Regions from separate parts of the Mus musculus genome. Here regions 1, 2 and 4 are each linked to region 3. Evidence: chromatin loops called from intact Hi-C (ENCODE). Cell type or tissue: heart. All regions are shown on one strand.

Evidence for each region. A loop is a pair of places that touch in the nucleus more often than their neighbours do. Peaks named below come from ENCODE experiments on the same cell type or tissue, not always from the same donor. Only the 100,000 strongest peaks of a DNase experiment are listed, where the experiment ranks them.
Region 1: it touches region 3 in a loop (6-fold over the local background); 19 of 42 quality-filtered maps call a loop at or near these places.
Region 2: it touches region 3 in a loop (12-fold over the local background); 11 of 42 quality-filtered maps call a loop at or near these places.
Region 4: it touches region 3 in a loop (2.4-fold over the local background); 10 of 42 quality-filtered maps call a loop at or near these places.

Annotation. Positions count from the first base shown.
Region 1 is chr7:141,261,037-141,269,036 of GRCm38, forward strand. Phrf1 (PHD and ring finger domains 1) reads left to right here. Exons shown (of 18, transcript NM_001081118.1): 15 at 1-78; 16 at 177-506; 17 at 740-868; 18 at 1,373-1,715. The coding sequence ends at 1,516. Irf7 (interferon regulatory factor 7) reads right to left here and starts at 5,388. Exons shown (of 10, transcript NM_016850.3): 1 at 5,354-5,388; 2 at 4,587-5,008; 3 at 4,341-4,503; 4 at 4,039-4,255; 5 at 3,689-3,747; 6 at 3,457-3,619; 7 at 3,187-3,279; 8 at 2,623-3,012; 9 at 2,420-2,538; 10 at 2,147-2,344. The coding sequence starts at 4,600. The coding sequence ends at 2,189. In heart, CTCF peaks have their summits at 4,216 and 5,737; DNase peaks (open chromatin) are centred at 2,795, 4,185 and 5,345; H3K4me3 peaks cover 1,564 bases; H3K27ac peaks cover 629 bases; H3K27me3 peaks cover 367 bases.
Region 2 is chr7:141,225,042-141,233,041 of GRCm38, forward strand. It overlaps Gm51460, which reads right to left and starts at 4,575. Exons shown (of 1, transcript XM_030243134.1): 1 at 3,165-4,575. The coding sequence starts at 4,170. The coding sequence ends at 3,682. Phrf1 (PHD and ring finger domains 1) reads left to right here and starts at 3,747. Exons shown (of 18, transcript NM_001081118.1): 1 at 3,747-3,850; 2 at 6,186-6,301; 3 at 7,378-7,500. The coding sequence starts at 6,208. In heart, CTCF peaks have their summits at 1,667 (motif pointing right) and 3,392 (motif pointing right); DNase peaks (open chromatin) are centred at 2,930, 3,480 and 3,610; H3K4me3 peaks cover 2,155 bases; H3K27ac peaks cover 2,262 bases.
Region 3 is chr7:141,358,976-141,366,975 of GRCm38, forward strand. Eps8l2 (EPS8-like 2) reads left to right here. Exons shown (of 21, transcript NM_133191.2): 16 at 1,347-1,452; 17 at 2,027-2,146; 18 at 2,406-2,478; 19 at 2,605-2,785; 20 at 2,873-3,005; 21 at 3,148-4,041. The coding sequence ends at 3,261. B230206H07Rik (RIKEN cDNA B230206H07 gene) reads right to left here and starts at 6,135. Exons shown (of 2, transcript NR_033532.1): 1 at 6,060-6,135; 2 at 203-3,061. In heart, a CTCF peak has its summit at 4,598 (motif pointing left); a DNase peak (open chromatin) is centred at 4,616; H3K27ac peaks cover 1,096 bases; H3K27me3 peaks cover 5,178 bases.
Region 4 is chr7:141,087,600-141,095,599 of GRCm38, forward strand. It overlaps Pkp3 (plakophilin 3), which reads left to right. Exons shown (of 13, transcript NM_019762.2): 6 at 37-211; 7 at 685-802; 8 at 882-1,052; 9 at 1,140-1,325; 10 at 1,646-1,799; 11 at 1,970-2,162; 12 at 2,257-2,344; 13 at 2,532-2,911. The coding sequence ends at 2,567. Sigirr (single immunoglobulin and toll-interleukin 1 receptor (TIR) domain) reads right to left here. Exons shown (of 10, transcript NM_001355055.1): 2 at 7,183-7,346; 3 at 6,128-6,326; 4 at 5,601-5,731; 5 at 5,379-5,519; 6 at 4,987-5,130; 7 at 4,782-4,884; 8 at 4,556-4,706; 9 at 4,204-4,393; 10 at 3,576-3,902. The coding sequence starts at 7,189. The coding sequence ends at 3,739. Among named protein-coding and RNA genes, the nearest start is that of Sigirr, 8.9 kb to the right of the region's middle. In heart, a CTCF peak has its summit at 4,876; a DNase peak (open chromatin) is centred at 4,912; H3K4me3 peaks cover 2,017 bases; H3K27me3 peaks cover 5,288 bases.

The DNA.
Region 1 (8,000 bases), 98 kb before region 3:
CAGGCACCATTCTCCGAGCTGCCCCCTCCCATCCACGTGCTCCAGGAGTCTGGGTTACCTGATGCAGATCCCTCTCAGGTGGGTGCTGGGCTAGAGGGACATGGTCCTTGTGCTGGGCTTTTTGGGCTGCCCTGCCTAGGGCTTAGACCTCATGGTACTACTTCCTTTCTATACAGCCCCCTGGTGCTCCCAGGGCAGAAGGGCTTCCAGCTGCTGGGACTCTGCACTCAGCAGGGGGTATTCTTGCCCAGGTTTACAGCCCCAACATGCCACCACCCTTGGCTCAGCCCTCAAGCATCCTGCCCTATGCACTGGTCAGCCAGCCCTCAGTCCAGTTGATCCTGCAGGGGACCCTTCCCCTAGCAGGCTGCGGTACAGCACAGAGCCTGGCACCAGTGCCCACAATGCCAGCTACAGTCTCAGAGCTAGCTGTTCCAACCACCAACAACTCAGAAGAAAGGACTGCTACTCCCAAAACAGCTGCTGAGAAGACCAAAAAGGAGGAGGTGAGTGCTGCTGCCTGTCCTTCCACAGCCCCTGTCTTATTTGGGCCTGATTTTAGGTAGAGTATCCAGGCCTGTGGGCTTGGTCAGGGTGGTAAGAGAGCAGCCAGCCCATTGCCTTTAGTGTTCTTTGGCAAATGAATAATATCCCAGAACTCCTGGCTTCTCGCCAATGGGCCCGCAGGTCAGTTTTGGCCATCTTGCCACAGGGTCACACATGTCCTCCTCACTCCTAGTACATGAAGAAGCTGCACATGCAAGAACGGGCTGTGGAGGAGGTGAAGCTGGCCATTAAACCCTTCTACCAGAAGAGAGAAGTGACCAAGGAGGAGTACAAGGACATACTGCGCAAAGCCGTGCAGAAGGTAGGCTGCAGGCAGGCACACACATGCCTTTTTGGGAACTCTGAGGTTGCAAGGGACACATTGTGACACAGAATAGCTAAATCTGTATGTGTCAGCTGCCATTTCTAGTTTGCATGGACTCCTGGGTCTGTAAGTATGGAGTCAGCCAGCTCTCACAAAGTGCCACTCAGGCAATGCTCATTAAAACTAAAATAATAGATGAGGAATTTCAGATGTCCTCAATCCACCCAATTTCTTTGGATCTTTGGAGGAACTAAGTCTCTGAGAGATGGGCAGATTTTTCTATAGGAACAAGTTTTAGCTTCCTTCTGACCTCTGACACAGGAAGATAAACCTCAGCAGCTCTGTGAAGTGTGGTTACAGATGTGTGTGTAGGGTGGGCATACAAGTCCCCTTAACAAGATCAAGGGCACTACTTGAGATGGTCAGGACAAGGAAGCTTGGTTGAGTTGATCTTTGTGACAAGTCGAGAGAGCACTCAGAAATCATGTGTTCTTCCTCCAGATCTGCCACAGCAAGAGTGGTGAAATCAACCCTGTAAAGGTGGCCAACCTGGTGAAGGCCTATGTGGACAAATACAGGCATATGCGCAGACACAAGAAGACTGAAGGTGGAGAGGAGCCACCCACTCAGGGTGCTGAGACCTGAGGCTAGCCACTCTCTGGGGAGGCATCCCCAGCGGGAAAGAAATGGGGCCGCCAGCACTCCTGCCTCTGAGGGTCTCATGGTACCTGTCTGCACCTGTCTTGCTTATAATTGAAAACTGGACTTTTTTATATGTATATTATAGATACACTGTTTCCATTGTGTTCTAATTTATCAAAAATGGCTTATGTTTAGAAACTTTTCTATGGACTGATGCTTAGAAGGTGAAGCGGTTTTTGGTTTCGGAAAGCCTGACGGCTCAGTGGAAGCGTCTGTATCTGCCACAAAGCCAGCTGTCAGCAGTCGCTCAGGACCGTCCCTGCTTAGCAGTTCTCTTCCTCTAGCTGCTTTGTGCTCCTGTCAGGAGACAGGACATAGTGCTGTGGGTCTCAGAGGTTTAGGCACACACAGGCCCCACCTTCCCAAGTACACCTGGCATCGGGGTGTTCCCGATTCCTGTCTTAGAGTGTTTGTGTCCAGTAAGAGCTGTGCTAGCCTAGCCAGTTCTTGATTATGAAAGTGAGTGCTGCAAAGGAGGCCTGGTGTGTAGGGACTGGGGGTCACCTTCTTTCAAGGGACTCTACAAGGTCCACTAGAGACACTATACAGCAAGGAGCAGACCTGACCCAGGGCTCCACTGATTTTGAACTATTTATTGGGAGTTGGGATTCTGAGTCAAGGCCACTGACCCAGGTCCATGAGGAAGTGTTCGATGTCTTCGTAGAGACTGTTGGTGCTAGACAAGCACAAGCCGAGACTGCTGCTGTCCAGGGAGGACACACCCTCACGCTGCACGCCCTCCAGGTATGCCTTGCATACCCATGGCTCCAGCTGTGGAAAGGACATGTGTTAAGACTCTTTCTTACCTAGCAGCCCACACCTTCCCTTGGCCCACCCAGGCTCTACCTTCACCAGGATCAGGGTCTTCTCCTTGGGCCTCCCTGCTGACAAGTCTTGCCCAAAACCCAGGTAGATGGTGTAGTGTGGTGACCCTTGCCGCCTCCGAGCCCGAAACTCCTCCAGTTCTGTTAAGGAGATAGCTCTGGTGAGCAGGTTAAGAAAGGCTCCAGGCCCCAGAGGACAGCACCCCAGCCAGACACCTTACTGACCTCGGAAGAAAGTGCTGAAGTCGAAGATGGGGGTGTGGCGGTTGCGCTCCAGCAGCTGGGGTGGGGTGGAGGGGCCGGTAGTGCCCATAGGGCTGCCTACCTCCCAGTACACCTTGCACTTGCCCATACGCAGGGCCCACAGTGACGGTCCTCGAAGCTCCAGCTGAAGGCCGGGAGACACATGCTGGAGAAGCGTCTCTGTGTAGTGCAGCTGCTTCTGATCTGGGAGCTCAGCAGGACTGGGAAAGATCACCGGCTGGGGCTCTGAAGTTCTTACTGCTGGGGCCATGGGGCTGTACAGGAACACGCATCTGGGGTGCCCCACCACTGCCTGTAGCACTGTGCGGCCCTTGTACATGATGGTCACATCCAGGAACCCAAGGCTGCGCTCTGTGTATAGACCATGCTGTGAGTGGTAGGTTTGGGTGGAGCATTTTGTCCCATGCCCCCTGCCAAGGACCCATTCACCTCCTACTGAGATGCAGGTGTGAAGGAGCAGTAGGGCAGAATTCTGCCCGGGAGGCTAGGAAAAGCTGTGCTAGCGCCTCCGCTCTAGATCCTCACCGGTGAGAGCTGGCTGTTGAGGCCTGGGACTGGGGACAGCTTCCACCTGCCATGCTGCATAGGGTTCCTCGTAAACACGGTCTTGCTCCTGGCCTGAGGGCAAATTGGAGCTGCCTGTCCATCTTAGCCCAGCTTCCCACCCCTGTCATTTTAACATCCTTATCTTTCCTCCTCCCAGCAAGGACTCTGTTGTCCTCCCTCTCATACAGCCTTGGGCAGATGGGTGTTCTCTAGCTTAGCCCCAGCTCTGTAACAGTAACTGCCTCTCACCAGGAGCCTGTGGTGGGACGGGGTCTGCCCCAGACTCGGATTCCAGTATGTGGCTGTACTGCAGAACCTGAAGCAAGAGGTCCCCGGCATCACTAGAAAGCAGAGGGCTTGGGGTTTGGAGCCCAGCATTTTCTCTTGCCAGAAATGATCCTGGGGACACACCCTGTAATAGACAGCATAGTGGTAGGCACCTGCCGATCCCCCACACCTAGGAAGGATGGACCAGATGTACCTGTGTGGGCAGAGCATTGCTGAGGCTCACTTCTTCCCTATTTTCCGTGGCTGGGCCCACTGAGGGAGAGGAGTGGGGAGGGGAGATTTGGTTACGATGCCCAAGCAGTTCCAAAAGTTCTCTATTTCTCATACCCTCTGTTCCCAAACCACCAGGTACCTCACTCAGCCCAAGGCTCTGACTTAGCAGGAAGTGTGCACTCCCCCTCCACCCCGACACACACACACTTTGGAAGGAGAGGAACTGAATCTACAACTAGTTTCAAAAACCACAAATCAAACCATTGAAACCACCAAAATGACAGAGGCCATGTACCTCCCTGGCCCATCCCTGTTTGTGGCACTGCTCACCAGTAGATCCAAGCTCCCGGCTAAGTTCGTACACCTTATGCGGATCAACTGGATCCCCTGAATTGTCTTGGCGCAAGATAAAACGCCCTGTGCTGTGGAGTGCACAGCGGAAGTTGGTCTTCCAGCCTCTTCGCTCTCTTCGCTCAGCAGCCTCAGCCTCTGGGGGTGGCAGGTTAACTCCACTAGGTGGCCACCTCCCTCGGGCCACAGCCCAGGCCTGAAGGAGAGGAGAGAGCATGGGTTGAGGCTGGATTCCCCCAGGAGTTCTGGCAGATTATAAAGAGGGCAGGACTGGGTACCACCTTGAAGATCTGTGCATCTTCTTCATCCAGATCCCTACGACCGAAATGCTTCCAGGGTACGCGGAAGACTGTGCGAGCCTCGTTCAGCCACTGCAGCCCCTCGTACTGGCCGCTGCTGACCTCCCCCAATAGCCAGTCTCCAAACAGCACTCGCTGGACCCCCCTGCAGGCAGAGCAGCCACGCTGGGGTTAGGGCTAATGTAAGGGACACAGGACCCAATACAACCAGGGTAGACATGTTCTCACCTCACTTCAGCCATTGCTCCGTCTACACAGGCAGTCTGGGAGAATCAAAGTAGATGCTACTACTCTGTGATGCCTTGTAGTCACTGGAGCAGTCAGCTATTGCAAATAAGGCCCCTTGGGTGCCTCTATGGTTTTAGGTTGTAGCCACAGATAGTGTGACCAAGTTTCACAAATGTGTTTTAAACGTTACAAGTGTTGGTAACAGGTAGGAATTTCAGTTTCACAAGTGTGACCCAGGTATTAGGGTGTTGAGGGTCACAGATGAGGTTTGAGAACTTGTGGTCACCTAGGTTCAGAACTCAGTGTAGATTCCTCTGCCAAGGTGGCTGTAGATGTGACTACAGATGTAGCGGGAGCGCACACGTGATGTCACAGGTGTTAATCCAGCGTCCGAGCCTGGATGGGCTGTCACAGGCTGGACCCTGCGAAGACACAAAAGGGGCGGGCCCAGACGAGTAAAACGAAACTGCATCTCAGGAAAATGAAACCTAAACAGTCTAAACAGCGCCCGGTAGCTGCTGGCTTCCCGCTGTCTCCACTGTCTCCATGCCTACCAGTGCAGTCCTCAAACTACACCCGACCCTTACTCAGATCCCAATCCCTGCAGACCCAATTGCAAATCCTGCCGGGACGTCTGCCCTCCTGTTTCCCCCGAGCTTCTCTTCACTGCCCTTCACTGATCACTCACTACTCTGTAGAGGGGACAAGAATTTCCCCTGTGGCACTAGCTCACCTCCCTCCCCGAGTGGCCCAAGAGTCCCACATACCTGGTACCGGAGCCGCCGGGACGGGTTTTATCTCAGTGAAAAGGAGGGTGCCAGTGCTTTTATAGTACTTCGGGCAGAGGCGGGGCAGAGCCCAGGCAGGGTGTGGCTTAAGGGCTCCAGACGTCACTAGGGTGTCACTAGTTTGTAGCACTCAATTGCAAATCCTTCCCTCCTGTTCCCCCCCCACCCCCCAGCTTCTCTTCACTGCCCTTCACTGATCACTCTCTCAGATTCAGTCTTCCAGGCTCTTTGTAGATTCAATGAGAGAGGCTGACCCTGCTTTGGACAGAACAGCCATGTCTTGGAGGACAGTAAGAATAGTAAGTAGGTGGAGGTCTATCTGCCAGGCTCAGCCCCTGGTGGAAGTGTGGGAAAGGTCTTTCCCCAGGACCTCTTCAGGAAAGCACATTGGGACAAGGCAGGGATACCCACAACAGTCAGTAGGTTTTGTTTGTTTATTTGTTTTGTTTAGCTGGCTGAAAAAAATCTTAGAAAGTGGAGTCTAAAGAGAGACTATGGTACAATTTGGCTTAACACTGAGAATGGTACAGATAAGAATATACCATCTGGGGGCTGGTGAGATGGCTCAGCAGGTCAGAGCACGACTGCACTTCTGAAGGTCCTGAGTTCAAATCCCAGCAACCACAAGGTGGCTCACAACCATCCGTAACAAGATCTGACTCCTTCTTCTGGTGTGTCTGAAGACAGCTACAGTGTACTTACATATAATAAATAAATAAATCTGAAAAAAAAAGTAAACTGGGCATGGTGGTGCACGCCTTTAATCCCAGCACTTGGGAGGCAGAGGCAGGCAGATTTCTGAGTTCGAGGCCAGCCTGGTCTACAAAGTGAATTCCAGGACAGCCAGGGCTACACAGAGAAACCCTGTCTCAAAAAACAAACAAACAAAAAACAACAACAACAACAACAAAAGTATACCATCTGGGAAGAATATACCATCTGGACAGAGGTTGAAGCAGAAGGATTGAGGCCAACCTGTGTTATAGAGTAAGACCCTGGAAGCTGAAGAGGCAGCTCAATAGTTAAGAGCCCTGGCTGCTCTTCCAGAAGTCCTCAGTTCAATTCCCAGCAACCATACGGTGGCTCACAACCATTTTTAATGGGACCTGATGCCCTCTTCTGGCACACAACTAAATATATATAATATATCTCCACAGTCAAGGGTTGTGTCCATCCTTCTTCAGAGAATCTTTTGTTTTGTTTTGTTTTGTTTTTGTTTTTTGAGACAGGGTTTCTCTGTGTAGCCCTGGCTGTCCTGGAACTCACTCTGTAGACCAGGCTGGCCTCAAACTCAGAAATCCACGTGCCTCTGCCTCCCAAGTGCTGGGGTTAAAGGCGTGCGCCACCCACCATACCTGGCCAAAGAAGCTTCTTATTGCAGTGGGTAGACCTTTAGGGAAGGGGGTGTCCTTTATTCAGTGATTAAATTGTCCTTGTTCCAGCTGGGTCAAGAAGCTAGAACTAAGAAATAGCTTAGTGGTTAGGGGCACGAACTGCTCTTCCTAGACAACAGGGGTTCAAATCCAGCACCCACATGGCAGCTCACAACTGTAACTCCAAAATTTGACACTGTCACATAGACATGCATGTAGATCATACACTGATACACATAAAAGTAAAAATTTAAAAACACCAAAACCAAACAAAACATTTAAATAGAAACTAGTTAAACTCAGAGGGATACTGAGAAGACGGAAAAGGAGGAAGGGGACTTGTTAAGAAGGCTTCCAACAAGGGGGAAAGAAAATGACAAGGGAGACTGGGGCATGGAAATCACCAGCCGAAATGAAAGTCAAAAGATACATTGTATGTATAAATGCATAAAACTGGATATTTAAAAGTATTCAGGGCTGGAGAGATGGCTCAGTGGTCAAGAGCACTGACTGCTTCACCAGAGGTCCTGAGTTCAATTCCCAGCAACCACATGGTGGCTCACAACCACCTGTAATGGGATCTAATGCCCTCTTCTGGTGTGGCTGAAGACAGTTATAGTGTACTTATATAGATAAGATAAATAAATAAGTCTTTTTAAAAAAAATAAAAGCATTCAAATACTTTGGAAAGGAGTTCAGGGTCACTTTTCATTAGAAAGCATGCCATGACTGCTGTTCAGGAAGAAGGCCAGATTGCGGGGTGCACACTGTGTGTAACTACCGTAGCCCTGGTTTTCCTCCATTCACTTACATGACCTGTAGCTTCCTATTTCTCATGTCTAAGCTTCCTGTGTGGGGCAGAGTGCCCTGTTCATTGCCAAAGCAGCCTTCCTTTTTCTTTTTCCTCAGAAAGGCTCTCTTTACATTAGGTTTGCCTTCCCTGGAACTCACTGTGGAGACTAGGTTAACCTCAAACTCAGAAAGACCTGCCTGCCTCTGCCTCACACATGCAGGGATTATGTGAGCTACCACTCTCAGCCAGATCTTTGAAATGGGCTGTGACCCTCATGAGGGTCCCAAACACCACGTCTCCCAAATGAACGTGCGTGTGGAGTGGACGGTTCTGGCTCCTTCCCCTCCCTCACGTGAAGCTGTCCATCTTGGGCAAGGAGCTGGAGCTCTCTAGCTTTCCTCTTAGCTACAGTGGGAACTTGCTTGTGGTTAGCCACCCGGAAGCCCGCAGCTGGGCGCTC
Region 2 (8,000 bases), 130 kb before region 3:
ATGTCATTTCTATATCTGTACTACTGCTAGACATGATTGGTTGATACTTGCATTACTTGCACTTTACAGGTAGAGGCAGAAGGATTAGGAGTTCAAGGCTATCCTTAGCTATATAGCATGTTTAAGGCCTGCTTGGACTACAAGAGGCCCTATGTCAAAACAACAACAACAACAAAAGGTACTACCTATGTTGGTTTTGGCCTGGTTTGGCAATGGGCAGCTTCCTGCCAGCACCTTTCCTCCCACACTTGATAAGCATGGGTTGATGTGGCTGTATAGGTTGTGTACTGCTCAAAGATGCTGAGGAAGAGTTTTTCGTGTGTCGCTGTGGACCTGTTTGTTTATTATACAAGTTTTTCCTTTTTCGGTAGCTTCCTCCCACATTAAAGGCAGCTACAGAGGAAGGTAGGTAGAAGGGGCCGGCTTTCGTCTATGGGGGCTTCAGGTTTGTTAGGAGCTGCTAGTCTTTCTCCTTCCCAAGGGATTCAGTGGGTGTTGACAGGTATTCCCCTATCTGATGCTCGTCACCAGGTAGGCACTGTTTGTGCAGATGAACCAATGTATGTAGAGATACAAGCTGCAAGGGGAGAATCGGTATTTGCTTCAGAGTGAGGGTGATCTTCCAGGCCCCCCCCCTTATCATGCTGAACCCCAAATAAAGCTTTCTCCCTGTATTCACTAGACCAGTATTCACAGTGGCCCCTGCAGCAAGCATGACCAACATCCATCTCTATCTTACAACAAAGGATGCTGTGGTGGCTCTTCCTGGTTGTCAACTTGACTCTATTTGGAATGAACTACAATCCAGAATTGGAAGGCTCACCAGTGACCCTTATCTGGAGGCTGGGAGACAGAAGTTTCTGATCTGGATCTTGGTATGGAGATCTTGAGGCATAGTGGCTATGGATTCCAGAAGATTAAATATCCGGATTCAAGGTCATCTGGGATTAAAGGTGTGGTGGAACACACCTTTAATCTGGCCTATACCTTCTGCTGGAGAGACCATATAAGGACATTGGAAGAAGGGAGTCTCGCTCTTGCTCCTTTGCCTGCTTGCCATGTGGGACTGAGTAACTGCTAGATCCTTGGACTTCCGTTCACAGCTGCTACTGAACCATTGTTGGGAATTGGGCTGCACTGTAAGTCATCAATAAATTCCTTTACTATATAGAGACTATCCCTAAATTCTGTGACTCTAGAGAGAGATCCCTGACTAATATAGATACTAAGTCACAAAGAGGATGGGGAGCTAACCTCAAGCTACACAAGTGATGGTCTAAAGTACCTGAGTCTAGATCCTCCTCCATCTGCATGCAATTGAATGGTTCACAGAAAAGGGAGGACAGGACGTGTTCCAAGGGAACTGTTTCTGACACCGTCCTTTTTTCTTTACTTCCAAGCAGTAACAATATTTTTAAAGTTATTAGTTCTGTGTTTGTATGTGGGCATATACACAAGAGCAGGTGCCCTCAGAGGCCAGAGGCATTGAATCTCTTGGAGCTGGAGTTGAAGACGGTTGAGAGCCACCATGCGGGTGCTGGGGATTGAACTCTGGTTCTCTGGAAGAGTAGCAACCACCTCTCTAAACCCACCATTAGGAATATTGATAATTTTCCTTTTTTTTAAAAAAAGACTTATTGTGTATACCTAATTCTGTCTGCATGTATGTCTACAGGCCAGAAGAGGGCGCCATATCTCATTATAGATGGTTGTGAGTCAACTTGTGGTTGCTGGGAATCGAACTCAGGACCTCTGGAAGAGCAGCCAATGCTCTTAACCTCTGAACCATCTTTCAGCCACAATATTTCTCCTTTTTAAACTCCTTTAAATTTCCTCTTCTTAGCTAATTCTACTTATCGTTCTCTTCCCAGCAAATCAGCGAATTTACTGCATAGTTACCATGCTGGCCTTTCCTGTTCAGTCTTCTGAGTTTCTCTATACTTCCTCCAAGACTGATACTCTCAGAGTCTCAGATGGGCCTTACTCCCAGCCCCATCGTTTTTGAGTTAAGAGTCTCATGTAGTCTAGACTGTTTTTGAACTCCCTGTGTATGCAAGGATGACCTTCTATATAATCTTGCCTATGCTTCCATATCTAATTTATTTTGTGCCAGGGATGAACCCATGGCTCTGGGCATGCCAGTCAAGCACCCCTCCATCTTAACCACCCCCCTGCTCCCAGGTCCTTTCTTTCCTTTGAGACAAAGAGGGTCTCTTTGTAGCTCTGGCTGTTCTGGAACTTGCTATGTGCTCCAGGCTAGCCTTGAACTCACACTGGTCCGCCTGTCTCTTCTGAGAGTAAAGGTTATGTCACCCTGTCCAGCCCCAGATCCCTTCTTGATGTATGTGTTTGCTTCTCCTTTTCTTGTTTTCTTCAGTACCCTACCCTTGAGTTTCTTTGTAGAATCTGGACTTTTTAGCACTGAAAGTCCCAGGTTCCAAAGCTGGTCCCCACTACCACCACATTTTATCTCCAAGGCAGCCTTTTGTCCTCTGCTCTCTGGGGATAACCCTAGCTTTCCCTCTTCTAAGTAGACTCCTATCTCCTCATCTTCATATTCTTCCTTCCCTCTCCTCCCTGCCCCTCTCATCCAGTTTCTCAGTAAATCTACAGTCTGTCTTCTCCTCCTTTCTTTTTCTTTTCTTTTCTTTTCTTTTTTTTTTTTTCTTTCTTTCTTTCTTTCTTTCTTTCTTTCTTTCTTTCTTTCCTTTTTTTTTTTTGTTGTTGTTCTTGTTGTTTTCGAGACAGGGTTTCTCTGTATAGCCCTGGCTGTCCTGGAACTCACTCTGAAGACCAGGCTGGCCTTGAACTCAGAAACCCGCCTGCCTGCCTCTGCATCCCAAGTGCTGGGATTAAAAGCGTGCACCACCACTGCCCGGCTACAGTCTGTCTTCTATTCCTATCAAAAGCCATCCCTTCTGAGCCACAGTGGTCCCTGGACCACAAAATGGGCAGTTGAGTCCAGTGAGCCATGATTGCCACCTGTTTAGTACCTCAGTGTCCTCTGATCCCCTCAGCCTCTAGGTCAGTCTCAGTTTTGTGGGTCTGAATTTTCCCTGAGTCCTCTCATGGTTCTTCCCCTAATCCTATTATGCTCCATACTTTGACCCCTCTCACCAGGCCTTTATGCGTACTAGGCAAGAAAGTGTCCTACTGCCAGGCGGTAACCTCTAGTTCTGTTCTTTCTATTAATTATCTGTGCCATACAATTAAGTTCTTCACGGTGTTCACAAGTTACTGTGCCTCTCCTCGCCGGGCTGAAGGGGACGGAGGAGCTCGTATATACAGGATCCATCATGATTAACTGCATACTGGAAGGGAACCTGAAGACCCAGGGGACATCCTGAAGCTTTTCTCTAGCGCTCCTCCAGCCGCGGGCTGCAGTTAAGTCCAGCCACCAGGAGGAGGCGCTCACGGGAGGGCGGGACGGTTGTGGGCGGAGACGTGGTCCCGGGGCCGCTCCCATTCATCGCGGCGGATGGGGAGTCGGACTGTACCAACTGCATGGAGGTGAGACCCACAGCCTGGTTTAGTGCACTGGTGAGAGCTCGGACAGCACACGCTCAGCAAAACACTGCTCTCCTCTGACAGTACTTGTGATGGGCTAGTCGGTGTTCTGAGAGGAAGGGGACGCGCTAACGTCTCGTCATCCTCCGCCGCGAGTTCCTCCCCGTTTTGGCCTTAGTAGTTTCCACCAACGGGCAGGGCAGAAAGTTCCGGAAGAGTATGGGTGCACTTCCGGGTCGGGGAGCGCGCGGCGACGGCGGCGGCGGCTGACCGGCCTACTTGCGGTCGTGTTCGGACAGAGGCGGGATCGTCTAGGAGCGTCCGGGAGGCGCGAGGTTCCCGGGTACGTGCGGTAGCCGCTCTGGCCCGGTGTCCCTGTCGCGTCCGGCCGCGCGGGCCACCTATGGTGGCCGTACGCTTTGTCTGTGGCCTTCCGGGCCGGCTAGGCCTACGTCGCTCTGGCCGCGGGTCGGTCCGGAGGACGAGAGGGTGGCTGAGGCCTCGAGCTGAGCCCCGGAACGTCCGGCTGCGACCGGGAGGCCCATGGGCGTGGTGCCGGCCACCTGTCTGGTCATGCGGGAACCTGGACTGGTGCATAAGAAAGGTGTGACCCCTAGCTACCTGGTTTTCTGTCCTGATGGCCCTCGCCCTGGCCAGCACCATCTGAACTTGCCCAAATTGTGCTTGATGTCGCGATTATCGTTTTCCTTAGTTCGAGGAGCCCTCCCAGCATTCTCGAGTAGGCACCACTGTCGGAGCTTTACAGCCATAGTTCGGAGAGGTAAAGTCACTTGTCAGTGTTACATCGCTGCAGAGTGGCAGAGCCAACATTGCTTTCAAACCTGTCTTCCTGTCTTGTGTTTGAACCCCGGGTTGCTCCCATCGTGTCTTGAAAGGAGTACTCTGCAACAGAAAACAGTAACGTGTCTGGCGACTGTCATCTTGGCCAGTGGTTGGAAGCACAGTTGGAGTTTGAGATTGACTTGCAGCTCGGCATTCCTCCTTTCTCCCCATAGACCACTCTATACTCATTCCTCTGGGAAGAATGCTGAGTGAAAAGGGCAACCTGTGGCGTCACTCAGCACTGAGAGAAAGCCAAGACTTGTGTGAGTGAGGTTCACAGAGTTCCTTATAGCTCCTCTTTTCTGAAAACTGGGACCATGACCGAGGTCCCCGTCATGAATGGGCCAAAGCTCTGTGTCTATCTCAGTCTGCATTTTCTAATATCAGAGACGGTGTGTTTCAGCAGGAGTCTGTGGCAAATTCTCTGAGCACCAGGTAGACGTAAGATAGTTTATCAGAACTCTTCTCCCTTTACTGTTCCCAGGCAGGAGCAACATGTGACAATTGACATTCCTTAAGTTATGCCCTCTGTGTTTAGAGACCATCAGCTCTTCTCCTGGCCTTTGACCTCTTGGAGAAGGGTTTCGCCCTTCCCTGTGGCTTTGAGTGGATAGCCTGTGTGTTCTTGAGGCCGATGGACCTCTAGGATCTGGGGCCCCTGATCTTGAGCCCTATTTTTCAGCTTTCTTATGCTGTTTTGTTTTGTTTTGTTTTTCTCTGACTGTGGACATTAGGTTTGGTGGGAAGCATAGGGTACCACAGGATAGGCTAGTGAGTTTTTGAATGAATTTTCTGTGAAAGGGGCTTCCTCTGGAAGTAACTGGGAAAGTTAGGTGGCACAGAGGAGTAAAGACCACATATATGAATAGGTTCTTATTTGGGGAACTAGAGCTTGGTACAGAAGGAAGGTCATATCTAGTGACATTTATGATCCTTCTTTCTCTCTTTTGTTTTTTGTTTTGTTTGTTTGTTTCTGAGACAGGGTTTCTCAGTGTCTCCCTGGCTGTCCTGGAACTCATTCTGTAGACAAGGCTGGTCCCAAACTTAGAATCCGCCTGTCTCTGCCTCACAAGTGCTGGGATTAAAGGTGTGCCACAACTCCCTGGCTCTCTCTCTTTTGTTTTTGAGGCAGGGTTTCTCTGTGTAGGCCTGGCTATCCTGGAACTTGCTCTGTAGACCAGACTGGCCTCAAAGTCAGAAGAGTGAAGACAGGAAGTCTTTTAAACATTGTTCTTACAGGCTTGCAAAGGAGGACTAGCAGGTGTTCCAGCTGACAAAGTCAGGAGAGGGACAGCCCAGCATCTTCTGCCTTTCAGCCTGGGCCACAGGAATGCCATAGTCCCCAGGAACTTCATCTGAGGTTTATAATCTGATGGTGGCCAGCTGAGCAGAGGCCAGTGGGCCAGCATTGGCCAAGAGTGACATGCCCACTTAGTGACAGGCAAATGGGCGACTCACCACTGGAGTCCTCGTGATGACCGGCTCTCAGGTGAAAAGTGCTGCTCTGTTTCAGCGCATATGTCTGTCTGGTTCATTTCTGTATTAGGACTCTTCAGGAATGCTTGGGTGAGAGCATTGCTAGTCCTCAGGCACGAAGACCCTGCTTTGCATTTGGTTCTGGAAACTAGTCACTGTCTCTTATGAAGATGTATTTTATGTTTTATATTTGCACATGGCTCTATGACTAGGGTACTGTGTGTTGTGTCTCACAGCTCAGATTCTACATGTGTGACAGTGCTTAGGCCACCAGGGAGGTCCCTATTGGGAATGGCACCTTTTAGAGTGGGCTCTGTAGCCAGGGAAGGTTGGAGTTATTTGGTTCTGGTCTCTTTCAGAGGTGAACTCCAATGTGCAGCCATGGATGACGACAACTTGGATGAGCTTGTGGCGCACAGCCCTGGGCCAGATGGACCCCCACGGGTTGGCTCCTCAGAACTGGCCAGTGATGCTGGTAAGCACCCCACTGCCACACCCCAATGCTGGCAGGGTGTCTGCAAAGGAATAGCACCTGGTGCTTTCTCCAGGTTACTAAGCTCCTCTTGGGAGCTTAAATGTCAGCTTTCACTTTTAACCTTAAAAAAAATTGTTATAGAAGTATAGTACATTCAGTTTTTTTTTTTTTTTTTTTTTTTTTGGTTTTTCGAGACAGGGTTTCTCTGTATAGCCCTGGCTGTCCTGGAACTCACTCTGTAGACCAGGCTGGCCTCGAACTCAGAAATCCGCCTGCCTCTGCCTCCCGAGTGCTGGGATTAAAGGCGTGCGCCACCACGCCCGGCACATTCAGTCTTTTTGTTTGCTTTTTTTGTTTTGTCTTGTTTTTAAGATGGTGTGGTTCAGACTGTCCTTGAACCCTTGACTCGTGTGATCAGCCCAGCTCAGCCTCCCAAAGTGCGGGTAGCTAAGACTACAATCACATGTCATTGTGTTCCATCTTTTTGTGAGGAGGGAGGATTAGGGATAGAACCTAAAGCTTTGTGCATGCTTAGTAAGACTGCTGTGGGGCTCTAGTTTTTGGAACAGGGTCTTGCTGTGTAGAATAGGATGGCTTCTAGCTGCGGTCCTCCTGACTAAACCTCCAGACAGGGGAATGCATGGTTTTCATTGATTTGTTTTAGTTTTGCCTGGGCTCCTGTGGCCCAGAGGCCTGCTGAGGACGGTCGTGAGCTTCTGACCCCGTGCCTCTGCCTCTCAAACCAACGCTGCGGTTACAGATGTGCACCGCTGTGCTGGGCGCTGGGTGGTGCTGGGTGGTGCACCCAGGGCTTGATCATACTAGGCGTGCACACTACTAGCTGAGCTGTATTTCAAGCCACCTTGTCTTATTTTTAATGCTAGCAACATAAATACAGAGTAAGATGACACATGGCTCCCCATTTTATATCTCTCTAGCCAGCCCCTAACCCCTCCTCTCCCTCCCGACCCCAACCAGGGTAGCCTGGTGTTGTAGACCTGTATATTCCCAGAGCAGCTTTGGCTCCCTGCTTTGACACTGCCCTTTGGGGCCTGTGCTTTTACCTTGTGATCTAGAAGAAAGCAGCAATGGCCAAAGTGGAGACTCTGAAGATGATACAGGCAGTGAGCAGGATGATGACACAGATGGGGAGGAAACAGAGGGGCTGTCTGAAGAGGAAGACCCAGAGGATAGATCTGGTAAGATTATAGCCATTTGAGCCAGTTGCCTTGAATCTCTTAGGGTGTTACCTGTCATAGGAACAACAATTGACTTCTGCTGGAGTTTTTAATTTTTAAAGTTAAGTTTAGTGATAGAATTCTGTGGGTATCTCTTCTGGGAAAATGTCTAAGGACATTGTGCAACATAAGCCATGGGAGAATGTAGGGAGACTGGAGCTCTGAGAGGATGAGCACGGAGGTCTTGGTAGCCTCCATTCATTTTATGAGGGCCAACTGCTAGTATCATCTAGGTGCAAAACAGCTTAGCAGGCACTTAGGGGCATGTGGCCTGGACCTCTTTTAGGACAAAGGGCATTAGTCCTGTCTTGTAGCTCTTTCTTTGCTTATTCAAAAAGCTCATTCTGTGGTATTATTTCAAAAGGCCTGGCTTCTGGGCACTAGAGAAAGTTTATAACTTGAAACTCATGCAGAGAATAATGCTTGAATGACACACTTATACTCTGGAAAACCTTCATGGC
Region 3 (8,000 bases):
GGGTTTTTAACCATTGAGCTATCTCTCCAGCCCCTCTTCTTAGCTTTGTAACATATAATTGAAGGAAACTTTTCAAGTCACATCTGCTTTCAAAAGTCTTAATCTATATCGGTCCTTTTTCCCTTCCTTCCTTCCTTCCTTCCTTCCTTTCTTTCTTTCTTTCTTCCTTTCTTTCTTTCCTTTCTTTCTTTTTTTCTTTTTTGAGACAGGGTTTCTCTGTGTAGCCCTCTGGCTGTCCTTCCTGGAACTCACTCTGTAGACCATGCTGGCCTTGAACTCAGAGATCTGCCTGCCTCTGCCTTCTGAGTGCTGGTTGCCTGGCTACATTACTTCTTTCTATACTTTCTTGTTTCATAATCAATGTTAGAAAGGGACAGAGATTGGATGTGGAAGCCCACACCTTTGGTTCCAGGACTCAGGAGGCAGAGGCAGACAGATCTCTGTGAGTCTCAGGCAGTCAATGGCTGCATAGTGAGACGATGTCAAATTTTTAATTAATTAAAATCAAGGTTAGAAACTCACTGAAGGAAAAAAGGAAAGAAAGAAACAAACACCACCAGCGACTCCTCCAAGCACCACCCACTATGGTGCTGTTGGGGATTCAGAGCAAAGGGCTCTGATTATCCCCCACACACACACTAAGCATCCCACACTCCCCGTGAGTTAAACAGAAGCCCAAGACATGGAGGTATCCCTCTTACCTCCCCCTCCTCTGGTTCTTACTCCTACCCAGGGTCTACCTGGTGGTCCTACGGCTCCTTTTCAAAGTGAACCCCTCTCCTTGGGCTTCTTTAGCTTGCTATCCAGTGTCCCTACTGGGATCATATGTATGGGACATTCTCAGCCTATCAATACACTGGGCACAGACCTGGATCCCCCACCCCTCCTCCCTCTCCAGTGCCACACTGACCAGGAACATGACCTGGCTAGGGGGGAAACCATTAGCCAGAGCTCACCCCTGCTCCAGAGATGCAAGGGGACTTCCAGAAAGGACACATAATATCTCTAAGGGGCTGTAACTGAAAATCTCCTAGCCCTAGCCCTGTGGTCAACTGGGAACATGTGACCCTGTCACTCCCTAGGCACACCTCTTGCTCTAGTCCCTCTGAGGAGCAGGGCAAGAGACTCCCCAAGATAGTTTGAGCTGGGCCAGCCTCTTGGAGTCTCGTCTCCCCCCCCCCCCCCCCCCCCCCCCGCCTGCTGGAGTGTCACAGTTTCCACTCCCGGCTGAGAAGCACAGCCTCTCTTCACTGCAACCTGGGCAGCAGAACAGGAGGCAGCTGCAGCTGGGAAGCAGGAAGAGACTTCCGTCCAGCCCTGGGTCTCAACTCTTCCTGGTCCTGCAGGGGCTACCAGCCAACACCAGCCATGACCAAGTACGTCAAGATCCTCTATGATTTCACAGCGCGAAACGCCAATGAGCTATCTGTGCTCAAGGACGAGGTCCTAGAGGTAAGGACCGGGGCTATACAGGGGAAGTGGGGCGTGTTCTGGGACCATGGTCTGTAATCCACCCATCTTCCCAGTGTGCTCGACCTGGCTTCCTACTGGGCCTCCAGTGGCCTCTCTGACCCCCACCACAGTCTGGCTGAGCCACTGAGCTGCCTTCTGATGTCTGGGGGATCCCTGGAGGTCTACCGTGGTGGGTGGCCCTTCGGTAGAAGCCAGTAGGGGCTTGTCATTCATGGCCACCCAAGATCACCACCCTGGACCAACTTATTTGTGCCTAACCTGAATCCAGGCCACCTACTGAGGGACAGAAAGTGGAGCAGGCTGGGGGAAGCTCTGCATTTAGAATCAGGTTAAGAGGTACCCTGTCTCCAGGACTGGGGAGGCCAGGCAGGCACTGGGTAGCCCATCAGGCCAAGACATGTCCAGAGGATGGAGAGCTGTGCTTGAGATACCTGGACAATGCTTTGGCCCTCTGTGAAGGGTTTGGCAAGTGTCCCCAGCATCTGACTCTAATAGTACTTGAGGTCTGCACGAGGATGTTGGTGAGTCTCACAGACATCTGGACACTTGGCAGGTGCTGGAGGACGGCCGGCAGTGGTGGAAGCTACGAAATCGCAGTGGCCAGGCGGGCTATGTGCCCTGCAACATCCTGGCTGAAGCTCGGCAGGAGGACGTGGGTGCCCCCTTGGAACAGGTGATCGCCTGCCACGGCTCCATTCTGTCTACAACACAGTCAGAGCCCCTAAGGTCAGGGGTGCAGCTGGTCTCAATGTGATATTTGAACCTGATCCCCGGAAACCTGCTGCCCCCAAGCTGGGCCAAGGGCTGTGTGGGTTCCTGGGGTCTTACTCAAGGGAAGAAAGGGCTGGCCCATCCATCTGGGGTCCTGGGTAAGTCCTTATATAATAGCCCCCCCCTCACCTTACCCCTCACCTCTTCCTTACTCCTTGCAGTCTGGCCAGAAATACTGGGGTCCAGCCAGCCCCACCCACAAACTGCCCCCAATTTTCGCAGGGAACAAAGAAGGTAAGTAGATCCACTTTGGGGTTAGAAGTGTAGGGAGGGGCAGGGGAGGGCGCTGATAGGATGCGGAGGGTGGGGAAGAGGCAGAGAACGGGTCGAGTGAAGGGGCTGAGAGCGTGCGCCCCACAGAGCTAATCCACCACATGGACGAGGTCAATGACGAGCTCATGAAAAAGATCAGCCACATCAAGACACAGCCGCAGCGCAACTTCCGCGTGGAGCGCAGCCAGCCAGTGCACCTGCCGCTTACCTTCGAGTCAGGTCCGGATGAGGTCCGCGCCTGGCTGGAAGCCAAGGCCTTCAGTGCCAGGTGAGTCCCGTGTGTACAGCCGGTGGGGCGGAGCCTGGAGGACAGTGTCCCGCCCACGGCCCCGCCCTCACACCCACCTGCCCCTAGGATCGTGGAGAACCTGGGCATCTTAACTGGACCCCAGCTCTTCTCCCTCAACAAGGAGGAACTGAAAAAAGTGTGCGGGGAAGAGGGCAGTCGCGTGTACAGCCAGCTCACGGTTCAGAAGGCCTTCCTGGAGGTGAGCAGCTCCTGCCTGCTTCTGAGTTCCTTCCTAGGCACTTGCACCTGGGGTCACTGGAAAAACAGGAAACAGCAGGGCCCTGTCCTGTACCCTCTTTATTCCCCAACCTCCCGGCTGAGGCCCAATCTCTTTTTCCTAGAAACAACAAAGTGGGTCAGAACTGGAGAAGCTCATGAGCAAGATCAGGAGGGCCGAGGACAGCTATACCAGCCAACACACTTCACCAGAGTCAGAGGGGGCGCCGCACCTGTAATGGGCCCAACCCAAATGCATGGAGTATTATTTTTATATGTGTATTATTTTATACCAAGGACATAGATGGGCTGGGTGTAACTGGCTTACCTGCCCTCCAGGCAGAGTCCTGTGTATGAGCCTAGCTACACCTGTGGGTAGCTCTTTTACCACCCGAGCCCTACCCCCAACCCAATACTCTTCTTCCAAAACCAAGGCCAGCCTCAGCCAAACCTGTACCTGGCAGTGCCAGTCCCTTCTCAACCTGCTGCCAAGGCCCCAGGACTCTCCCGGTGGGCAAGGCCTCTTCCCCTGGTCTTCTTGGTGCACATGAAGGTCCTTGTTCCTTACAATGCTGGGCCCCGACTCTGCAGCTCTCCCTTGTGTTGCTTGTTTCTACATTCACGTTTTCCTGCATCCGCTGTACCCCAATTGCAGGATGGGCCTGAGCCCTCAGCTGACCAGCCTGGTGTCCTTGCCTACATATTTGCCCACTCCCTTCACGCTGCTAGCATCCCAGGAACAACCTGGTCAGGGGCTCCAGGACAGGAGGCCTTGGGTGACCTGCTGGTATAGAGTATGCTGTATTCTTTCTTCTTTGAGACCTAAGAATGAACCAGACATAGGTTCTGACTTCAAATGTCCCATCCCACCCAAAGAGCCTGTGATAACAGATGTCTCTGGCTATTTCCACCAGCCTGTTCGCTGGTGTCTGGTGCGTTTCCCAGCTCTGGATGGAGCCCCAGACCCAGAGATGAGAGTGGGGACTCCACAGCTATGTCAATAAACCAGATGTCTCCTAGCAACTTAGATATCTGTTTCTTGGGGTAGAAGTGCTCTGACACCCAAACTGCCTCTTCTTCCTGCTCCTTTTCTCTGGGATAGTGCATTGGCCCTGAACTCTGAATCGTCATCCTGCCTAAGCCTTCTGTGCTGGGATCCCACTTGTAGACCACCAAGCCTGGTCATGCCCTTCAAAGATCTTTCCAGTAGAGAGCAACCCACCCACACAGGTAGTGCTTTGGCCATGCCAGGGGACACCTCTCACCTCCACACCCATCCAAAATGGCCCTAAGGACATTTCTGGGAGGGACTCCAGAGGGTGTCTAGACAGCCCAAAACCTTCCAACCGGGTGGCTTTCAAAGGTCCCATTCTGAGTAGGAGCAGAGTTCAGCTGGCCCAGGAGCATGAATCAGAGGGAGATAGAGGCACTATTTAGAAGACTGTTCCAAGATGAGGGAGGTGTCAAAAAGAGACCTGGGGCCTGAAAGACCTCACTGACAAGTTGGAGAGAGACCCAGGTATCTGCCTGACTGGCCAGAGACTTTCCTTTGATGCAAGCCTTTGGTGCCATCTGCTGGTAGCTCCTTATACATCTTTGGGTGACTGTTAGATACCTTGTATCTGGTGTGAGGACTGTCCTGCATTCCAAATTGCTAGTGAGTCAAATCCTGACAAGGATCACCTGAATCCTCAACGTACTGTGCCGAGACTGAGGTGAAGAGACTGTGCCCCTCAACTAATCCACCACCTACCCAGACTTGGCCTCAGGTCTCAGAGGCTCCAGCCCCTCAGCTCAGACAAGCCCTACAGGACCCAGTCTTTCCAGCAGTCTTCTCTCCAAGATGGTTGGCGCCACCCTTAGGGAGTCTCCAGAACCTGTATCTGCTTCATCTAACCCTCCTAGCCCTTCCCCATCTGCCTACACTTACTGTGGCTTCCACAGAGCTGAGGCGGCTCCAGACCAAGCAGCCTCCCCTGCCCAGGAGCTCTGGACTCCTCACTCCCATGTGCTTGGGGCCCCAGCTGAACAACTGGCTCAGGCCTCTGAGTTCTTGGAAGTTGTCCCTTCTTCTCTCAAGGGCCTTCTACCACCTCTAGGTCCTTTTTAAAAAGTAGAGAGCTGGGTGTGGTAACATACACATTTAATTACAGAAAGCAGAAAGCAGAGGCAGGAGGGAGATCTATGTGAATTAGAAGTAGGTCGACACAGCAAGTTCCAGTCCAGCCAGGGTTACAGAGTTAAAAAAAACAAAAACAAACAAACAAACAAACAAACAAACAAGAAAAAAACTGTCAAAAATCTTTACTTTTAAATATTTTTTAGATTTTCTTGCTTTTACTTTATGTGTATGAATGTTTGCCTGTACATGTCCTACATGTATGTACACCATATACACCACATGTGTGCCGTGCCCACAAAGGCCAGACAGATTCTCTGGAACTGGAGTTATAGATAGTTGTGGGTCCTGGAACCCCAACCCTGGTCCTCTGCAGCAATAACCATCCCTAAAGGCTGAGACAGCTTTCCTTATTAATTCTGTGAGGCACAATCTCACATAGCACACGCCTCATACTTTTGATGTGGCTGATGGATGGCCTCGAAGGCTTCTAGGCAGGCACCCAGTTTAATGTGTTGCTGGGGATAGAGGGGAAACATTCTGCCAACAGAGCTAAGTCCTGAACCCTCAGAACCTTTCAAAGAGAATAGCAGAGGACCACCCATCACAGGCACCTAGTGAAGAGATGGAAGTGTTACAGCCCCAGGGCGAGTTAGCTTGGGACCTTCCCTAACTACTTACTCTTCCCTCTTTGGATGTCACTATCCGGGGCCTGCAAATGAGAGATAACAAACAAGAACCATGCAGCAAGCACTATCTCTAGCATTGGGTGACCTCACTCTGGTCTAGACTAAAGAATGAGACACAAAGAACCCAGGTCACCTAGGCTGGGGTTCAAGTGCAACTTTCCTAATTATAATACAACTCTCCCTGATCCCTACCCAGCAAGTCAGCAGGAATGGGAAAGGTTTGCCCTACCTGTGGGAACCCAGCTGAAGAGGGTCTGTCCATAGGTTGGGTAGATTTGCCCTGGACAAGAACGAAGAATGAACTTAAAACCCCCAAACCTAGAGTTGGTTTCTAAGCTACTTAGCCAATAAGCTCTTCGTGTGTGGGACTGCTGTGACTACTGCTCTGTGCCTAGCTCCACCACCAACAAATATTTCCATGAACAAGGCCCATCTCTGTCTGGGGACAAGCATGTCTTTGTGATCTGCCAACCTCCTGACCACCCACAGCAGGCCATTCAAACACAGGGCTTCCTATACCACTCAGAAGAGGCTTTCCCGTCTTTCTTAGAAAAAGATATAAAATAGTTGACTTCTCAAGGTAATTGGAGGAATGACAGAGAAGCTGAGATGTCCCTTCTACCTGGGTGACCCAGCACAAGATGCACACTTAACCTGGGGACAGTGATGCTTAGCCAAAGTGGCTAAATCTCTGTGCAAATCCCATGAAGGGACCCTGGACATGGGTGAATGCCGAGAAAATGCTTTTTGTGTGGAGAAGCAGAAAGGATCTACCCTGGCCCTGAATGTTCCCCTGGGAGTATTGAATGCAACATGACAGGCAAAACTGTCAAGTGTCAGAGAGAAAGCATGGAGAAGATCTGTAGCCAAATAACTTGTGCTCAAACAAGAAGACGTGAATTTGAGTTCAAAGAGACAATGTGTGTGTGCTGCTATGGGGCATGGAGCAGAGAGGAGTGATGGCCAAGCTATACAGCTCTGAGCATACAAAGCCTAAGAGTCGCTTGCCAGGCATGGTGATTCGTGCCTGTCATGTTATCGTTTGGAATGCTGAAGCAGGAGGATTACCATGAGTTTGAGGCCAGAGCAGGCTTATAGTGCTACCCTGCCCCAAAGAACAACCAAAACTTCTTTTGTTGATCACCACTCCCCAAAGTGCTGTCAAGAGACACATTGCACACTGAGTGGTCTTAAGTGCACACCTCACTGTGGATGGTATTAGGGGCACAGCTGCTTAAGAACTTTCTTCAGGGTTTGAGGTACAGGCGAGTAGCAGGGGAACAGGGAGAAGCACGGGGTCGAGTTCAAGGAGGATCTTTGGATACTTGGTTAGGACTCAGCATCCCTAAGGTGAGTTTCAAAACTCAGAGAGCCCTGCTAGGCTTTCCACCTACAGGTCCTGAGCAAGAACTTTCTGAGGGGTCAGAGAGATGGTTCAGTGGTTAAGAGAACTGGTCTCTCCTCTAAAGAAGCCGGGTTCAGTTTCCAGCACCCTTGCGGCAGCTCACAACTGCCTTAAAATTAAATAATATAATATACAAAAATCTTTCTGTAACTTCCCAAATAAGGCATTTGAAACCTCATCTTCCTGCTTTGAGTGCAACAGTGGTGTGTATGTGTGTGTGTGTGTGTGTGTGTGTGTGTGTGTGTGTGTGTATACATGCTTACATGCCTGAGTGCAAGAAGAGTCAGAGACCAGAGGTCAACACTGATTTCTTCTCTCTCTACATTGGGAAGAGCGGGGGGGGGGGGGGGTAGCAGTGGAGATTGAACCTAGAACCTTCTATATGCTAAGTGTCCTGCTTAGTCTTTTTGTCAGCTTTACTTGAACTAGATTCATTTGGGAAGAGAAAACACTAATTGTGGAAGTGGTCCACCAGATTTGCATGTGGACAAGCCAGGCAGTGGTGGTGGCACATGCCTTTATTCCCAGCACTGGAGAGGCAGAGGCAGGTGGATTTCTGAGTTCGAGACCAGCCTGGTCTACAGAGTGAGTTCCAGGACAGACAGGGCTACACAGAGAAAGCCTGTCTTGAAAACAAACAAACAAACAAACAAACAAACAAACAAATAGAAATATTTGCCTGTGGGCAAGCCTGTGAGACATTTTCTTAATTAATGATGGATGTGGGAGGTGCCGTCTCTGTACACATGGTTCTGAGTTGTATAA
Region 4 (8,000 bases), 270 kb before region 3:
CAACCCTGACCCCATCCTTCACCCCATCTTGTGCAGGGATCCTATGGAACCTGTCCTCCAGTGACCACCTAAAGGACCGCCTCGCCCGGGATACACTGGAGCAGCTCACAGATCTGGTGCTGAGCCCCCTGTCAGGGGCAGGTGGGCCTCCCCTCATCCAGCAGAATGCCTCAGAGGCAGAGATCTTCTACAATGCTACTGGCTTCCTCAGGTGTGCTAAGTGGAGGACCTGGGCCAGGAGATGATGCAGGGAAGGAGCCAGGTGCCAGAGAAGGATTAGGGGAACTCCGAAAAGAAGCAAGTTCATTTGCCACCTCGTTGACAGGAACAGTTAGCCAAGGCCACGGGGAGACATAAACAGCAGAGAAAAGAACGGGATAGACAGGACACCTGCAGCTCTATGACTCATTGAATCAAGTCTCTTGCCGGGACATCCATCTTCCTAAACTTTGAGGAGCTGGGTGGGGGATGGGTATGTGAAGGGCAGGGCCGGAAGCATCTGGTACGGTCCAGGAACAGAAGAGCACAGGGGGCGGTGCCAGCTCAGGGTGGAGACTGGTGCCTGATGATTTCATCTCCAGGACAGGGGCCTCAGGTTAAGGGTCCCTGAGGTGACACTTCGAGGTTCCCTGAGGGGACTGTGTTGGTATCCCTGGGGAAGCTCTGACCTGCCTCCATCCCCAGGAACCTCAGCTCAGCCTCCCAGGCCACTCGGCAGAAGATGCGCGAGTGCCATGGGCTAGTGGATGCTCTGGTCACCTACATCAACCATGCCCTGGACGTTGGCAAGTGTGAGGACAAGGTGAGGGGCAACAGCTGGTGAGCCAAAGGGGGTGCAGGGGCTTCGGCCCACTCTGATCACCCTCTGTTCCTTCCTGCAGAGTGTGGAAAATGCTGTGTGTGTGCTGAGGAACCTGTCCTACCGCCTCTACGACGAGATGCCGCCATCAGCCTTGCAGCGGCTTGAAGGCCGGGGCCGCAGGGACATGGCAGGGGCTCCGCCTGGTGAAATGGTAGGCTGCTTCACACCTCAGAGTCGGCGGCTGCGAGAGGTGAGCCCAGACCCGGAAGTGCCAGACTGATGCTCTGACCCCAGCTGTACCCCTGGCGCTGGCTGATCCCTGTTCCTTCCCACTCAGCTTCCTCTCACAGCTGATGCACTCACCTTTGCCGAAGTATCTAAGGATCCCAAGGGCCTCGAATGGCTGTGGAGCCCCCAGATTGTGGGGTTGTACAACCGACTGCTGCAGCGCTGTGAACTAAATCGGCATACAACGGAGGCGGCCGCAGGGGCGCTACAGAATATCACCGCGGGCGACCGCAGGGTCAGTAGGCGGACTAGCCCCACTCCTAGGCACTCGGGCTCACGGATGAGAGCCACGCCCTGGGAATTCATGATCTGTTTGGGAAAAGGGATCTCTAAGAGTGAGACATGAAACCTTTGCTCAGCCTGAGGAATGGGACCATGTGGTTTGGGTTCTGACTTTCTGAGAAGGGTCACCTGATCAGGTCCTGTACTTGGCAGAACAGGCAGAAGTAGCAGGCAAGAAATGAAGATGTGATTCCCCCTCAATCCTGAACAGGGCTGCCTAGGGCTGGCTGGGGTGCTTCTGGGCTTCACCATGTTCCCTGCCTTTCCCTGCAGTGGGCAGGTGTGCTGAGCCGCCTGGCCCTGGAACAGGAGCGAATCCTGAACCCCTTGCTGGACCGCGTTCGCACCGCTGACCACAACCAACTGCGCTCACTGACTGGCCTCATCCGAAACCTGTCTCGGAATGCCAGGAACAAGGACGAGATGTGTGAGTTCTGTCCCTGGTCCAGTACACAGCCCATGTCTCCCAAGGAGCTGGCTTCTGGTTAGCAAGTCAAATGGAGTGGGCAGGTGTGTGTGTCAGCCCCCAGGGGAGTCAGAGGTTCTGGGTGCCAAAGCAGCAGGGAATATGGCAGACTGACCCTAACCTCTTATCAGCCACAAAGGTAGTGAGCCACCTGATTGAGAAGCTTCCTGGTAGTGTGGGTGAGAAGTGTCCCCCAGCTGAGGTGCTGGTCAACATCATAGCCGTGCTCAACAACCTGGTGGTAGCCAGCCCCATTGCTGCCCGGGACCTGCTCTACTTTGATGGCCTCCGAAAGCTGGTCTTCATCAAAAAGAAGAGGGATAGGTAAGGACCAACCAAACCAAAGCAACATGGCCAAGGTATGCCCTACCCATCCTACCTCCTAGCCTTGAGCCTGACCCTCTTGAAATGCCCACAGCCCCGACAGTGAGAAGTCTTCCCGGGCAGCCTCCAGCCTCTTGGCCAACCTCTGGCAGTACAGCAAGCTCCACCGTGACTTCCGGGCGGTATGTTTTACAGAGCCCAGCCAACGGGGACTCAGGGCATGAGGCTCGATACAAGATGCAGGTCTCCAGGGGAGGGACACAAGCCTGGAACACAGAGGCAAGGGGTGTGCACAGAATATTATGGGGAAGACAGGATCTTAGGGAATGCAAAGGCAGTCCTGCTCATCCTGTCCTCTCTTCACTGCAGAAAGGCTACCGGAAAGAGGACTTCCTGGGTCCATAGGTGAAGCCTCCTGGAGATGAAGTGATTCAGCTTCCAAGAGATAGGCTCAGCTCCTGCTGTCCCACAGCACATAGAAGAGGAGCTGATGCCACAGGACCTCTCTCTCTCTCTCTCTCTCCTCTCTGGAGTCCTGTGTGTGTGCCCTTGAGGGGCCAGGGCCACCAGAAAAGAACAGGCGCTTGCAACTGGGGATTGATTGGCTTCTGCAGGGCAGGGAAAGGGGGTAGAGCTTGAGCTGCTCTGGTGTACTGGGTGGCGATTAGTCACAATGGCAAGGGCGGGGCCACCCTCGGCCTGACAGCTTTGTGACGGCAACATTGGGATTAAAGGTGGTTTTGAACACAGCCCCAGCTCCGTGTGTTTCCGTGACTGGCCACAGATCCTGAAGTGTACATTGTCTCCAAACACGACTACCTGTCCCAGAAGACACACCTCCAGGCCTACACATAGGCCACCCAAGGCGGAAGACACAGACAGGACGGGAAAGGAATTAAAAGGGATAGCCAACCTTACTGCTATCTGAGGCATAAACACACCAGAGCTGGGGACTTCCCAAGCAATATCCATGCCATAAACACAGCCAATACTCTGTCCACCCAGAGCTGGTGCTAGGAGGTGCCCTGAGGTGCTAGGAGGTGTCCACCCAGAGCTGGTGCTAGGAGGTGTCCTGGCCAGAGGATCAGCCTGGCTGCCCAAGGCTTGAACTCCAGGAAACTCAGAAACAGGAAGTCAGAACAATTCCTCATAAAATTATTAACAGTGGCTTCTTACTCAAAAATCTGCCCATATGAGAGAGGACTAGAGACAGTCATACTCCCAACCAGGAGGGACACTGGGAGCTATTAGAGCAAGGGATATGCCAGGGCTAGCTGAGGATAGAAGGCAGGTTTGAGCAGATAGCAGCCTGGGGAACATGGTGCTGGTAAGGATGAGAAGAGTCAGGGTCTCATGATGGAGGCAATAAGAGGCCTAGCAGTTACCTACCACCCAGACAGAAATAAGCCCGGGCAGGAACCAACAGGATTTTATTTTGTGACACCCTGGGGCCACACTCCTTTCCTGAGGGGCCCAGGGATAGAGGCAAGGGTTGTGATCCTAGGAAGGAGTGCCTGCTGCCTCTACCCTGGAAGCTGCCACCGTGATCTCATGGTCTGGGCTGCTGGGATATGGGCTACACATCATCCTCAGACACGAGGCAGTAGAAGTCTGTCCGTGCACTGTAGTTTCGAGAGCCGAGGTCAGAGACATCCATTTCACTGCCGTGGCTCTCTCCTATGCAGATCCTGGTTTCCTGCAGTGGAGTTGGTGGCTCCCCAAAGACAGGTCCACGGACACCTGCAGGATACCACAAGGCCTGAGGCTCCAAGATCGACAGCCAGTCTTCTACTAGGATCTGTGACCAGAGGGGGTTACTGTATGCTCACCCATCAGCCACAAAGACACTAGAGGCCCTGAAAGTTCCCCTACAGAAGCCTAGGAGCAAAACACCTCCTCAGAAAGAGGCACTGAGGGCCACTGTCTGTGGAGGTCAAACCTCCTTAGGAGACAGGATCTCTCGATGCCAGAGTCCTCCAAGCCTGAGTCCTTTCCAGGACGCTGGAGCTGTGTTTGACCCCTTGATCTGCAGTGAGCATACCCAGGTCTCCCTCAGGGTCTGGATCCAGCTCTGACTCCATGCCCCGGCCCTGGGCAGCACGTCCTCTCACGATTAGCATGGGATCTTTGTCATCCTGAAGTCGGGTTTGAGGGTCTCCCTCCACCGGCCTGTACTGCACCTTCCGTGGCAGTGCTAGCTGTAGCTCTTTCCAAAAATCAGAGGAAGGAGTCTGGGGGCCAGGTTTGGACAGAAAGTATAAACACATAGGGATCTATAAACAGGAAGCCTCTAGCCACCCAGGCCCAAATAGCACTGCCCTTGGCTGACTCGCAGGTCCCCCAGCCCTCCAGCATCTCAGGCACAACTCCCCTCCCGCCCCCAGCCCTCGCACCACGGAGCCAGGCTTCCAAAGCACCAGGGTCACGAGGTGGCGGTGCTGGCGCAGGAGCCGGAGAGCAGGGTGTATGGGCTCACGCCTCTGGCCCTCAAAGGTGATGAAGATAGGTCTGCGGGTGAGCTCCAGTAGGCGGCACAGTCCCTCCCTGAAAAGACCGGACTGTCAGGAGGGGCAGGATAGGTCTCCTGGTCCCCCATCCCAAGCCAACAGCCCAACGCACCGGAAGCTCTGGCTACACCAGGGCCGGCTTAGGAAGGCATCTGAAAGAACCACGATGAGACGCCGACAGCGACTCAGGTTCACCAAAAGGTCGGCAGAGGGCTCTGTAGGCAAGGGCGTGGGAGGACGGGTGAGAGGCGGGGCCAGTGACAAGGGCGGGACTCAGGGAACAGAGTAGGGACCAGGAGGCAGGACTTGGGCGGTACCCGCGCGAGGCAAGAGGTCGCGGTCCTCTAGGAAGAGTTTGTATCCCCGACGCCGCTCCAACTGAGGCTTCAGAATAAAATTTACAAATTTGCGGTCCTCTGGGCAGTCGCTATAGGACACGTAGGCATCGTATAACTTCCCATCTGTAGAGAAAGCCAGTCAGCAGGGCCAGTTAAAGAGGCACCTCTAGTCCATGTTCAGCACTTCTCTGAACATGTCTCTTCCTTCGGTTGACCCCAGTCCTGTGCCCTTCTGAGACACTGCCTTTCCACTGCCTCTGAACACCTAGATCCCTCTACAGCTACAACTCCCTCCACCTAGGACTGAACCCGGCTTGCAGCTAGGCCCTTGGCTGAAACCTGTGCCCTAATCCATGCAGAAACCCACATACCGTTCATCTCCACCTCCCCGTAAGTGTCTTGGTACCAAAGCAGCATGTTCAGCCGACACTTAACATAGAGCAGGGCCACCAGCAGCAGAACCACCAGGACCAGGAGGGAAGCCAGTACTGCAGCCACATGGCCAGCAGGGCCTGCAGACAGGGAGAACCACTACTCCTTTAATGTTAGGACTACAGGAAGCCCTTGCCCTCCACCACCTTGAACTCCCTCACCAGCTCGCCAAAGAGTGAAGGAATGGGAGCTGACATTCCAGACAGAACAGGTGAAGGTTCCATAGTCCTCTGCATTGGTCAAGTTGAGCACCAGGACACTGGACACAATCTCTGAGAAGTTGGCGCTGACCCTGGGAAAACCAGGCCAAATCCTTACCTGGGAACCAAGAACATTGGGGGGATGCCCAAGTCCCACCTGTCTGAGATTCATCCAGGGAGAGATTGCAGATTTAGGCTAAGTGGACAGAATTTGGGCCTACGTCATGGGGATCCTTTGGTTACAGGCTTAGCTAGTCAATGAACCATTATAGACTAAGAATTCTATGCCCAGACAGTCTACAAGATACATGAATAAACAAAGACCCAGAGTCAACCCTCTATCTGTGGTCATGGAGATAGTTGGCCATGTCAGATTTGCATAAGTAATACATCGCCTTCACTCATGGTGTTAGAGTTAAGGGTGTAGGTCAGAAAGGCTGGCCATGGGTGTATCCCAGTGGTTACTCTAATCCTGGATGCCTTCTTACCAGAAGTCCTCATGGAGGCTGAAGTGGCTTCCATTGCCCAATGCCAGACCATCTTTCAGCCACTGCACTGATGGCTGGGGACACTGGGGCCTAGAGAACACCCAAGCTGTGCAATTCAAAGCAACTTCTCTGCCAAGGGCAAGACCCAAGGCCTGGTCTTCAGATGGGGAAAGGAAATTAGGGGCCATGTCACAGACACCTGCAGAAAGAGTACAACAGGTCAGCCTACTGCCATGCTATCCACAGATGCTCTAAAAACACTTGCAATGGGCACACAACAGTGATCACACAACATCCATCATGAGTCCTACAGGCAAGAGCCCGGGCTTGCATTCTTTCCTCAGCAGTGGGCAGTTGTGTTCTGCTGGCCCTCATGTGACAGCCTTGTGCTCAGGGGGAACATTAACAGAAAGGGGAGTGGCCAGAGTCATAAGTGAGCTGAGCCAGCCCAGCCAGCGGAGCCCATCTGTTGGTTTATCCCTGGTAGACACGAGTCCAGGCTCCATACTACCCCGTCAGAGTAGAGCCAGCTCCTGCCTCCCTCATCCTTCAGGCTTCTACTGAAGACCTACAGGGACTGTGGGTACCAAAGGTTGAAAGAATACATATAGCGTTCGAACTTCTTCCACAGAGACAGGGCAAGCCAGAGTCTGGGCTTCCAGGAATCCCATCTACTGGCCACAGACTGCCCTCCTACTTCTCTGAGGCCGAACTCTTCCCATCTTTTAGTAAAACTGTGACCCTGGCAGGAGGCTGGAGAGGCACCCCGCACTACTTCATTTCACACTCACACCCCCAGGACCTCATTAAGATTCCTAGGTTTATTGATTCCTGCATGGCTCATCTGGAGGCCTTGGGCGGGGCGGGGGGGGGGGGGGTGCAGTAGAGGCTTTCATCACTGCCCTGAGTTCAGAACCGACTACTGGAAGGAAGGGACGAGCCTAGGCTTTGCCCTCTGGCCTGTATCCAAGCACAGAGAGAGAGCAATGCGGGGCCAGCCTGACGGTCAGAAATTGGGGTGGAGACTTTGTCCTAGCCCTCTCTGGCTTGCCTACCTGCCATGGCTCTTCTGGGACCTCTTCACGGCAGGCCAAACGCTGGTTTCCCTCCCTGGCACCGCCGTGGCTCCTTAACCGAGCAGATGGGGTCCACTGCAGGCTGAGAAGGGCTCCTTTCTGTAGATTCAGCCAGACGGACAGGAGGTCCTGGAGGTCAGAGGCTGCCACCATCCCCAGGGGACAAGTTAAACAGGAACAGGATGAGTTAACCAGTAACTGTCAGCCACCAGCAGTACTGGCTGCACACCAGAGAGCTTGCCTTGCAACCTTGGCCAGTCTCGGAGTTCTGGGTGAGCTCCCAGATCTCACAAGCACAGAGCAGATTCTGCCTCACACGGTTTGGAAGGGGGCAGGCCCATGGACCACCTTCACATGTCCTGTGGCCACTGTGGTGACTCAGGGCCACAGCAGACATGCTCCAAGAAGGATCTGACCTCAGGAGAGAGCAGTTAGCCTCATTCCTGGCTGTCCCCTGTAATGGATGGATTGCTGTATGCAGGTGGGTGCATGGGTGCTTGTCACCTGGCCAGGACCTGGAGATTAAGGGGATATGAGGCATAAGTGAACCCTAACTGTGAGATCCTGGATGCAGTCACACATGCACATGTGAATGGACACATCACACCTGTGGACGCCCTGAGGCTCATCTGGGCCAGGAGAAGGTAAATGGGAACCAGGCTGGTATAGAGGCCACTCCGAAGGGCCTTGGGAACTCCTTCTCGGAACCCGAAACATAGATGACTCCTTCCTAGGGCTCTGGGCCATTCTCAGCCCACAGCAGTTATACACACCCGGGATTCAAAGAGCTCTGTAGT